2 separate regions of the Mus musculus genome follow, and region 1 is linked to region 2. A link is a loop called in an ENCODE intact Hi-C map of the cell type or tissue named here. Cell type or tissue: left cerebral cortex. All regions are shown on one strand. Links, peaks and the distances in the headings refer to the core of each region. The heading gives the core; the rest is flanking DNA.

Region 1 (4,931 bases), core at 1,157-3,656, 320 kb before region 2:
CCCTCTCTCCCTCCCTCCTCCCCTCCCCCCTCATTCCCCTCCCTCTCCCCATCTGTACTACCTCTTCCCCTTTCTCTTCCCCTTCTCTTTCCCCTCCCCCCTCTCCTCCTCCTTCCCCCTCCCCCTTCTCTGCCTCTCTTCACCCCTCTCCTCTCTGGCTACCGTGATTCTAGCTGCTGTCTTTCATCATGCTCTTCCCATGGATGAATGCAAACCCCTGAAACCAGAAGGCAAAGCAAATCCTTTGTCAGCGAAATTGTTTCTGAGAATTCAGGACAAGCTCTCCTGCCCATCTTTTTTCCTATATAATTTCTATTTGAGTAAGAGCAAGGCCCTAGTTCGTCGTGGTCATCTAGATATTATCCCCTGGAGTTTTGAAAATTCAATAAACCAAGGATCGGTTCCTTTAGTCATTGTTAGCTATAGTAGCTGGCTGGGTTTCCTCAGGTTAGGCAAAAGGCCTGGCTCCTAGAGTCAGCCCATGGTCTGCCTACAGTGCTGTTTCCTTCAGCATGGTTCAGGTCTATTTTCAGTTTGGTTTTCCCAAGTTCTCAGTCCGTGTGTGGTGGTTTGGACTTGCTTGGCCAGTGTGGAGTGGCATCACTAGGAGGTGTGACCTTGTTGGAGGAAGTTTGTCACTGTGGGAGTGGACTTGTAAGTCTCCTCCTATGGTTAGACTCAGCCTGGCATGGCATGGAAGAGAGCCTCCCCTAGCTGCCCTTGGAAGAATAGTTTCCTCTGGCTGCCTTTGGATCAAGATGTAGAACTCTTGGCTCCTCTAGCACCATGCCTGCCTGCATGCTGCCATACTCCTGATCATGATGATAATGGACTGAACCTCTGAAACTGTAAGCCAGCTCTAATTAAATGTTGTCCTTTATAAGAGTTGCCATGGTCATGGTGTCTGTTCACAGCAATGGGAACCCTTAGTAAGACACCATGTATTCAGAGCAGCACAGTAAGAGTCATGTGTCCTTTCTGGAGGACCACGGTGACTCATCTGTGACACCTGTCTACATGGGTGTGTGTGCACATCTGCGCATGCGTGTGTGTGTGTGTGTGTGTGTGTGTGTGTGTGTGTGTGTGTTTGCATGAATGTAGGGAGCTCAAGGCCAGCCTGGACTGCATGATACCCTGTCTCAGGAAAGAAAGAGTTGGAATGACTTTTGCTTCTTGATCTGGTCTACTAGGAATAATTCTACACTGAATCTTTGCATTTTTACTTCTAGTGTGTGTGTGTGTGTGAGATATCCAGCATGGGAAGCTGGGGTGTGCTCTTCTGAGAGTTCTCTATCTCGGGCCCTCAGTTTCCTCTCTTGTGAGTTCCTAAGAGGTCTTTGTATATTACAGAACACACAGTCAACTACATCATTCAGTAACTCAAGCAGCGCATGAAGGCGAGAGGATTCACTAAGGCTGAGGAGATTGCCCAGTGGGGAACGGCGTTCACTGCCAACCCTGGTGACTTGAGTTTGATTCTGGGACTGTATGGTGGAAGGAGAGACTTGACTTCTGAAGACTGTCCTCTGGCTTCTATATGTGAATGAGTGCATGGTCTCACATGTGTGTGTGTGTGTGTGTGTGTGTGTGTGTGTGTGTGTGTGTGTGTACACACACTCACACACACACACAAGCATTAAAAACGTAAAAGCAAAATAGACTTAGTTGAACATATTTTTAAAAAAGTGACGAGTTAATTAGAAGTAAGTGTAGCTGCACAAGGATGCCCATGAATAATTAAGGGGCAGCACATGGTGGCCGCATTTCAAGGAGGCTCATTCCTCAGCCTGTCACCTTCCCTGGGCTGCTCGGCAAGACCTGCTGAAGAGTCTCTTAATTAAATTTTATTTGTGAAGAAGACGAGCCGCATCTCTTTCCTCAGCCTCCCTTCTTACAAACTCAGTGATATTGTCTCCAAGCAACACTTTTCTGCTCACAAGAGCTGGATTGTCGCCTGCCACCTCCCCTCCTCCCGCCCCAGAAGGACCTGTCACCTGAGCCTCCTCAGGTCATCCATCCTTCTCGAAGGATCCATCCCGAGGCATCAACTGAAAATTATGGCTCCTGAGAAAGAATAAAGCACACTTTCACTGTCAGGACGAGCGTCCCTGTGGCAGAGTCTAGAGCTTGCCTGTTGCTCCTGCTAACGACCTCTGTCCCTGGTGTGGCCTTTTCTTTCTGTCACTTCTGGAGCTGTACTGTTGACACTTCTTCTCTAGGTGTCTCTGAAGCCCTGAAAGGCCTCTCAGCTTGGCATGGCCCCCCTGCCCCGCCCCAGCTCGCTCTCTTGACGCCCATGTGTGAGACTTGACAGTGTTCCTGCCTTGCTGGCCCACTGCCCCACTCCAAGGAAGGACGCTCTCAAGGTCCAGGTTCCTGGCAGGTAAACAGCAGGGTTTCAGATTCACAGACATCCTCTCCCTCTTGCACCAACTGCCCACCAGGAAAGTGGGAGCTTGGTGCTGCTTGCAAAGGACCAGGTGATGTATGAGCCTGTCTGCAGGCGCCAGGTCCTGATCTGTGTCCCTGTGAATAAGAAGCCACTTAAGAGTGTCAGGCAATCAGGGCCTGCCCCTCCTCCTGCCTTTGACCTTGCCTCAGCTTTTGTGGGGTCTGTGGGGTGATGTGACAGAGCCTGTGTAGTCAGATCAGCACCACGGAGGGAGAACATGGAGATGGTGTGGTCTCTCCTCCCCAACAGCGTATTCTGTGTTGCTAGTGTGAGTGCTGCCCAGGGACCCATGAGATCAGTGTTGACCAATAGAACTGGGTGAAGGACCTGGGAATTTGGGTCAGAGACTTCTATCAGAAGATGAAAGTCATCCAGGCAGAACCTACAGATTCTGTCCCTTATAACCCACTCTGCCCTCAGTAAATGGCTGTATAAGCATCAGTGAAAATGGTGACTGAGATATCACCAAGAGACCTGGAGCCCAGGTACCATGTATTCCAAATGCTGGGCTAACCCCTGCTCTCTCGGTGGCTCAGTTTCCTCACTGATAAGTAGGTAGTCCTGGTGACAGTTCTTGGTGTCACCTAGTACAAGATAAAGGAGATGGAGGGTAGACCTGGTGTCCTTGGAGGAAGCCCTTATTCCAGGATGTCTGATTGGGGTGCTGGGGAGATCTGAGCCTTCGGGTTAGCAGCAAGCAATCCTGGGTAAAGGGTGCGGGCTGATGGTTCTTCCCTTGTCATCTTCAAGTACATTGGCCATCTATGCTGAGACTCACGGGGGCCCCTGGCTCACAGTCAGATGGTTAACGGCTGGTACAGACTCCAGCCTTCCTCCTTCCAAACTGATTCCAGCTTTGTTCTGGTTTTGGAAGAACTGTCTCCCACCAGCAAACAGAGAGTGGCTGGTTGAAGCCAAACCCAGCTTTCTCATTTGTCATGGGAGTGTCTTACCTGTGGGCAAATGAGTCAGGTCCGGTCGATGAGATGTGGTATGGGAAGTTCTCAATGGGTGGCTTTGGGTCTCATGTAAGGGGGCGGGGGCTGCAGGGTGTGGTTACTTCCAGCACTAGGGACTCAGAGGCAGGAGGATCTCTGTGAGTTCCAGACCAGCCTGGTCTACAGAGTGAGATCCTACCTCAAAGAGAGGGCAGCTTATATTTTCATTATCTTCATGGTTCTGAGAGGATAGATAGGACATCAGGTGGTAGAGCAACAAAGCCATCCCACAGAAAGAAGAAAAGAAAGAAGGTTCCATCAGGAGCAGGTGATGGGGATGACCAACCCTGGACCTGCCTGGGTGTGGGGCCCAAGCATGTCTTTCCAGCCACACCTGTCACTAATGTGAAGGGAACAGACCGTCTTCTCCCCCAAACTCAGCAGAGGCTGGGGTCACAGAGGAAGGAAAGGGAGGTAGGAAGGGAAGCTGGATCTGTGGCTTGACACGTGATAACACGCATATCTGCATTAGGCTAGGCAGGGACGTGACGCCTTGGGTCAATTCTCAGAAGGAAATTGGGGGTGGGGGTGGGGAGGTCATTTGCTAGTGGCGTCTCTTTTTGTCCCTCACTCACTCTCCAGGGTGCTATCTGCCTCTGACCCCCTCCCCGCAGTGGATTATTAAGCTCATTAGAAGTGTTTGGAGATGATATTCATGATTTAAACGGAGAAATTGCACGGTTAAATTCACGGGTTTCTCTGCCTGTCTTAGCCCGAGTTTTGATGGTTAAAGGAAGAGCCCAGTTACAATAGGCTTGGGTGAACACACAAAACAAGCAGGGAAGACTACAAAAGATTCGCTTAACTGAAGAGTCCAAAGGCTATTGGAATTCAGGGATCGCTACTTCCACGGGCTTGCACACCCCCAGGGACTAGGTGGGTGTTTCTATCTCTCTATGGTTTCTGCCCTTAGACTTGTTGATTTACTTTTAGGATGGCTCGCTCTCTGGCGCCCCCTGTGTGCTGGAGGACTCAATGCAGCTGCTGGGGGCGGAGTGGGGGCGGGGCTGGTTCTGGTAAACTCTTCCCCAGGGTTTAAGAATGACCTTTAAAGGATGACCTTTGAACTTCTCATCCTTCTACTTCCATCTCCCAAGTACCCAGATTACAGGCATGAGCCACCATACCCAGCGAGACAAGTGGTTTGCTTTTAATCCTCTCAGAGGTTCTCCGGACTTGCAGGTCAGTGACCTCCTGACATCATAACAACAAACAAGAACACAATGGTGGGGGAGGTGAAGGCCTCCTAGGTCATGGGGAGGGGGTGTTAGTAACAGAGGTTAGGGCAAACCGTGGCACTCACAGTAAACTTGGTTCGGATCTCACGGACAGGATGATTTCAATCATCCTGTGCTAAATTGCAAATTCTCAATGCTATGTTTTGTTTTGTTTTTTAAAAAGGATGTTTTTAAAATGATACACTTATTTCTCAAATTGGTGAAATCAATGACTTTTAAGGTGGACAGAAAGCAGAGAAACTT
Region 2 (4,931 bases), core at 1,312-3,811:
CTCCCTCCTTTTCTTCATTCACCCAAAAACTCAGGGTACCAGGAAAGAGCATGTGATAGGCCAGCTCTGCACCCGTGTCTCTGCCTCAGGGAGCCAGGGGGTCAGTGGAGGTGGGCTGTGCCCCTGGAGGCCACTCCTGCACCTCCTACATGTAGAGGGAGAAACAGAGAGAAATCGTCAGCTTCATCAATAAGAAGTAGATCGTGATGGGGGCTTGGGGGGACGGTCCCATCTCTGCCTCACAGAGATCTTTGAATGCTCAGCTGCCTCTAGAGTGGAGAGGCAGGACACAGCTGGATCTTTGTACAGAAAAGGCAGTTCCCTGGGGCCATCTCTAAACCCTCTAAATTCTATCTGAAAGGTCACAAGGTGGTACTTCTGGGGCTAGCTCTTTTATGATGAAATCCTTTTACTAGAAAATTGAAAATCTGCAGCGTCTGAGAGTAACTAACTGGAGGTGTGTTTGCAAGGTACACAGTACTACCTTCATCAAATCACCTGTGGTCCTCAGCATGTCCCCAGCATGGCACTCCCAGGTCAGGACAGCAGGTCCCACGGAAACAGCTGCCCCATGTGCTCAGCAGGGTTCTCATTCCACTGATGTTGCCCTGACACTGTTGGTAAGTAAGAAGACATCAGTCCCAGGCCACTGGGAGCCTGTGTGAACACCAGGCACGGGGGAGGGGTGAACAGAGCAGGAGCAGAAGCACTGGAGCCTCCTGGGCCTCCTTGCTGGTACAAGGGCCAGCCCAGCAGAGCGGGTGTGATCACGAGAGCCTGCCCAGGCTCCTCAGCACGTCAGGTGAATACAGAGTCAGAGTGAACCAACAGTGATACCCTCGCAGGAGGTGGGGCCAGGTGGGGGTCTGCGCCAGGGTCTTCTCCTCTCCATCCTCCTCACAACTCTGTCAGGAACCAACCTCCTTTCCTCTCTTCAAAAGATAGTATTGATTAGCATGTTACACACACACACACACACACACACACACACACACACACACGCACGCACGCACACAGTCCTGCCAGCCTTGCTTAAGGAAAATGGTCTCACCCATCAGATTCCTATTCTCTGCTGGGTCTCTCCCCTGCAGGCCTGTAGGGCCCTGGATTGCGAAGGGCTTTCTCAAGGCCATTCACACCCTTCCTTGCTCTGCAATACCCAGCAAACACTGTGCTACCCACTGCCCAGCCGCCCTGGGGAAACAAGCCCATGGTGAGCGTGAAGAGAGGCTCTGGGAGACATACTGCAGCCTTTATCAACCAGGGAACCATTCTTGGGTTTCAGAATGGTAGGTGCGAAGGGCTTAGTTCCAGGAGCTATTGTCTCCATTTCACCTGAAGAACTTTCTAGGTAGCCTGTTCGTGCTTTGGGACTTTGCATGTCTCAAGGTATACCCCATCACCCAGTGCTGCAGACCTCAACCTCCGAGTCCTGCCCAGAGCCTATCAAAGCAATCGGGAAGGACTGTGAGGGCTTTTGTGTAGAAAGGCCTGTCAGCTCGCAGCTATCTAAGATCCTGTATGTCACACATCTGGGACGAAATTGCCTGGACACTGTCTCACTGTTTCCTGTTCTACACAGAAAGAAAACATGTGGACAGTTAAATTGTGAGTGTGACGTCAGGATTCCTGGATCCTGCCAGATGTCCCAACCTGGAGGCCAGGGGAAATGACTCTGGAAAGTGACCAAGCTGGTTAGGGACAGGAGGCAAGAGAAGCTAGCAACAGTGGCCTCCCTTGGCTACCCTCACGTGTGGTGTCCTGGGATGTGGTGTGCCCTGCAAAGCCTGGATGCTGACTGCACTCATGTCTCATGCGAGGCTCTGCTCTCCCCGGGGTAAATCTCAGATGTGCCAGCATCCATGTTCTCCTACAGGGACATAACACTGTCACCAGGATGGTGTGTTTAACACTGGGGCACAGGGCAGGAGACAGACCCATGCTCAAAGCAGGTATAGGTCAATGCCACATTCACCATCGACTTGATGCTCATTCACTGAGGGCAGAGTGGATTGTGTGGGACAGAATCAGTAGGCTCTGCCTGGATGACTTTCATCTTCTGATAGAAGTCTCTGACCCAAATTCCCACGTCCTTCACCCAGTTCTATTGGTCAACACTGATCTCGTGGGTCCCTGGGCAGCACTCACACTAGCAACACAGAATACGCTGTTGGGGAGGAGAGACCACACCATCTCCATGTTCTCCCTCTGTGGTGCTGATCTGACTACACAGCCTCTATCACATCACCCCACAGACTCCACAAAAGCTGAGGCAAGGTCGAAGGCAGGAGGAGGGGCAGTCCCTGATTGCCTGACACTCTTAAGTGGCTTCTTATTCACAGGGACACAGATCAGGACCTGGCGCCCGCAGACAGGCTCATACATCACCTAGTCCTTTGCAAGCAGCGCCAAGCTCCCACTTTCCTGGTGGGCAGTTGGTGCAGGAGGGAGAGGATGTCTGTGAATCTGAAACTTTGCTGTTTACCTGCCAGGGACCTGGACCTTGAGAGCGTCCTTCCTTGGAGTGGGGCAGTGGGCCAGCAAGGCAGGAATGCTGTCAAGTCACACACATGGGCATCAAGAGAGCGAGCTGGGGCGGGGCGGGGGGCCATGCCAAGCTGAGAGGCCTTTCAGGGCTTCAGAGACACCTAGAGAAGAGTTGTCAACAGTACAGCTACAGAAGTGACAGAAAGAAAGGGCCACACGGGGGACAGAGGTCGTTAGCAGGAGCAACAGGCAAGCTCTAGATGCTGCCACAGGGACACTCATCCTGGCAGTGAACAGTGTGCTTTATTCTTTCTCAGGAGCCATAATTTTCAGTTGATGCCTCAGGATGGATCCTTCGAGGACGATGGATGACCTGAGGAGGCTCAGGTGACAGGTCCTCCTGGTGTGGGAGGGGGGAGGCGGTAAAAATCCAGCTCTTTTGAGCAGAAAAGCATTGTTCGGATACAACATCACTGAGTTTGTAAGAACGAAGGCCAAATATATAGACATAAACTTTAATTAAGGGAATCTTCAGCAGGTCTTGCCATGTAGCCCAGGGAAGGTGACAGGCTGAAGAATGAGCCTTCTTGAAATTCAGCCACCACTTGTCACCCCTTAATGATTCAGTGTCCCTGTTGCTGATTTACTTGCACTTTGGGTAATCCCTCCTACCCCTCCCCCACCCCTCACCACACCCACCCTGATTTGGACTCCGGAGTTACTTGTGTTACATAAGGAAATAGTTAACTCTCCTAGATGTACAGTTGTAGCCCGAAGGTCTGTTTTTCTCCCCTCCCCCAACAACTTTAATATTTTCAGCATCACGCAGGGACACAACAGTGACCAGAAAGTCATTTGCAGAGACAAGCTAAGTATCTCTGAGTCCCCACAGAAGCATACAGCTAGAAATAAATCCCTAGTCCAGACCCCAGAGACCCCTTCAGCAGCCCCTGTGTCCCCACACATCCTAATGCCCTGCATCCGAGCCTTTAGAGCAGGACCCACCTCCTACCATACTCCACCATGGCACTTTTAGCCTCTTCCTTCCTTCGACAGAGCAGGCTCTACAACACCCCAGGACCTTTGCACATGCTGGTCCCTCCCTGAGATGTTCCCCCAATCTGACCTTTCACTCAGGTTCCTCGAGGAAGCTGGTTCCCTGTCGGGTCTCAGAGGAGTTTCGCTTCCTTAGAGATCTGCCCTTGTCACTCCTCAAACTCTAGACCCTGGGTTGGGGCTGGTTCATCCAACGCTCCTCTTACAACAAGATCTCTTTCCATTCCAGCAAAGACAGCTGGGGGTAAATATAAAGAAATCAGATGCAGGGGTCCCCAACAAAATCTTCCAACTTTGGGGACAGCAGAATGAATCCTTAAGGCGGAACCATCTCTGTAGCCCCAAATGGAAGGCTTTTGACTTTTTTTTTCTGGGTTTGGTTAAGGTTTGGTGATTGTCTGCCAATCACAGCACAGTTTTTAAAAGCTTCTCCAGTGCAGACACCTCACCCAGCTCTGTGCAGACAAACACTCTCCGTGCTGACACCACCCTCCACCACCATCACCTTCCCCACCCCCCACCATCCCACCCCCACCCCACCCCTAGTCAGTCTTTGTTGTCTGCTGATTGGGATCGAGTTTAACCTGAGAGCAGCTGAGTGGCCTTTGAGCTGACACCACCCTCTTGAGGTCACACTCTGGCCCTGTAGATGAATCTGGGTCCTTACGGTAAAACTGAGGACTTAAACGGGTGCTGGAGCTGTGGAGACAAAGAGAACAGAGTTGATACATAAAAACAAAAACCCACCTTTGTGCTCCCCGCAGGAGGCAGGCCACGCCCACTTTGGTTGCTGTCCTCAACAAAATGTTTCTCTGCGTAGAACAGAGCAGAGTCCGATTCAAAGGTTCAAGTGCCAAAGGCAGCAGTGATGGCTTAAAGGTAGAGATGCCTGGGCTGTTCATCCCATTTCAGTTGCCCATCAGATCTTACAGCTCTGGCACTTTAAGCAATAGTGACCTTCGGGTGTCTGCAAGGTAACCAGGCAAGCATTCTGACCCTCACGTCAGAGGCGCCATCTGCATGGCCGCTACCCTGCTGTTCCGTGTGACCTCTGAGACAGGTGAGGCTTGCGTTAGCTAAGCAGGGGTAAAGTGAGGGCTTATTTAGGTTTTTGCTCAGTAGCAATCCCGCGATCTTTGCTAATCACGTGCACAGCATATTGAAATGTAGCAGTTGGGGCTTGCTTTAGTTGGACTAGACTCACAGTAAACATTCTGTCCCATGATGCTCTCTGTTTTGGTTTTTTGTTTGTTTGTTTGGTTGGTTGGTTGGTTTTGTTTTGACAAAGTTATTGAAAGCATGCTTTAGTGGGCAACACATGAAGGCCCTGGAATTTATTTATCTATTGTCCACTTAAAATGGTCCCCACCTGTCTCAGTAGGAGGGAC

Evidence for each region. A loop is a pair of places that touch in the nucleus more often than their neighbours do. Peaks named below come from ENCODE experiments on the same cell type or tissue, not always from the same donor. Only the 100,000 strongest peaks of a DNase experiment are listed, where the experiment ranks them.
Region 1: a loop joins it to region 2, with 21 times the contacts of the local background. A loop is called at or near these places in 3 of 42 quality-filtered maps.

Annotation. Positions count from the first base shown.
Region 1 is chr2:166,512,166-166,517,096 of GRCm38, reverse strand. It overlaps the pseudogene Gm14267. Among named protein-coding and RNA genes, the nearest start is that of Gm30908, 43 kb to the right of the region's middle. In left cerebral cortex, for the core only: no CTCF peak of the experiment used is centred there; no DNase peak of the experiment used is centred there.
Region 2 is chr2:166,193,943-166,198,873 of GRCm38, reverse strand. Gm30536 (a long non-coding RNA gene) reads right to left here and starts at 4,451. Exons shown (of 6, transcript XR_866955.3): 1 at 4,128-4,451; 2 at 3,614-3,781; 3 at 2,486-2,887; 4 at 499-932; 5 at 40-145. In left cerebral cortex, for the core only: no CTCF peak of the experiment used is centred there; no DNase peak of the experiment used is centred there.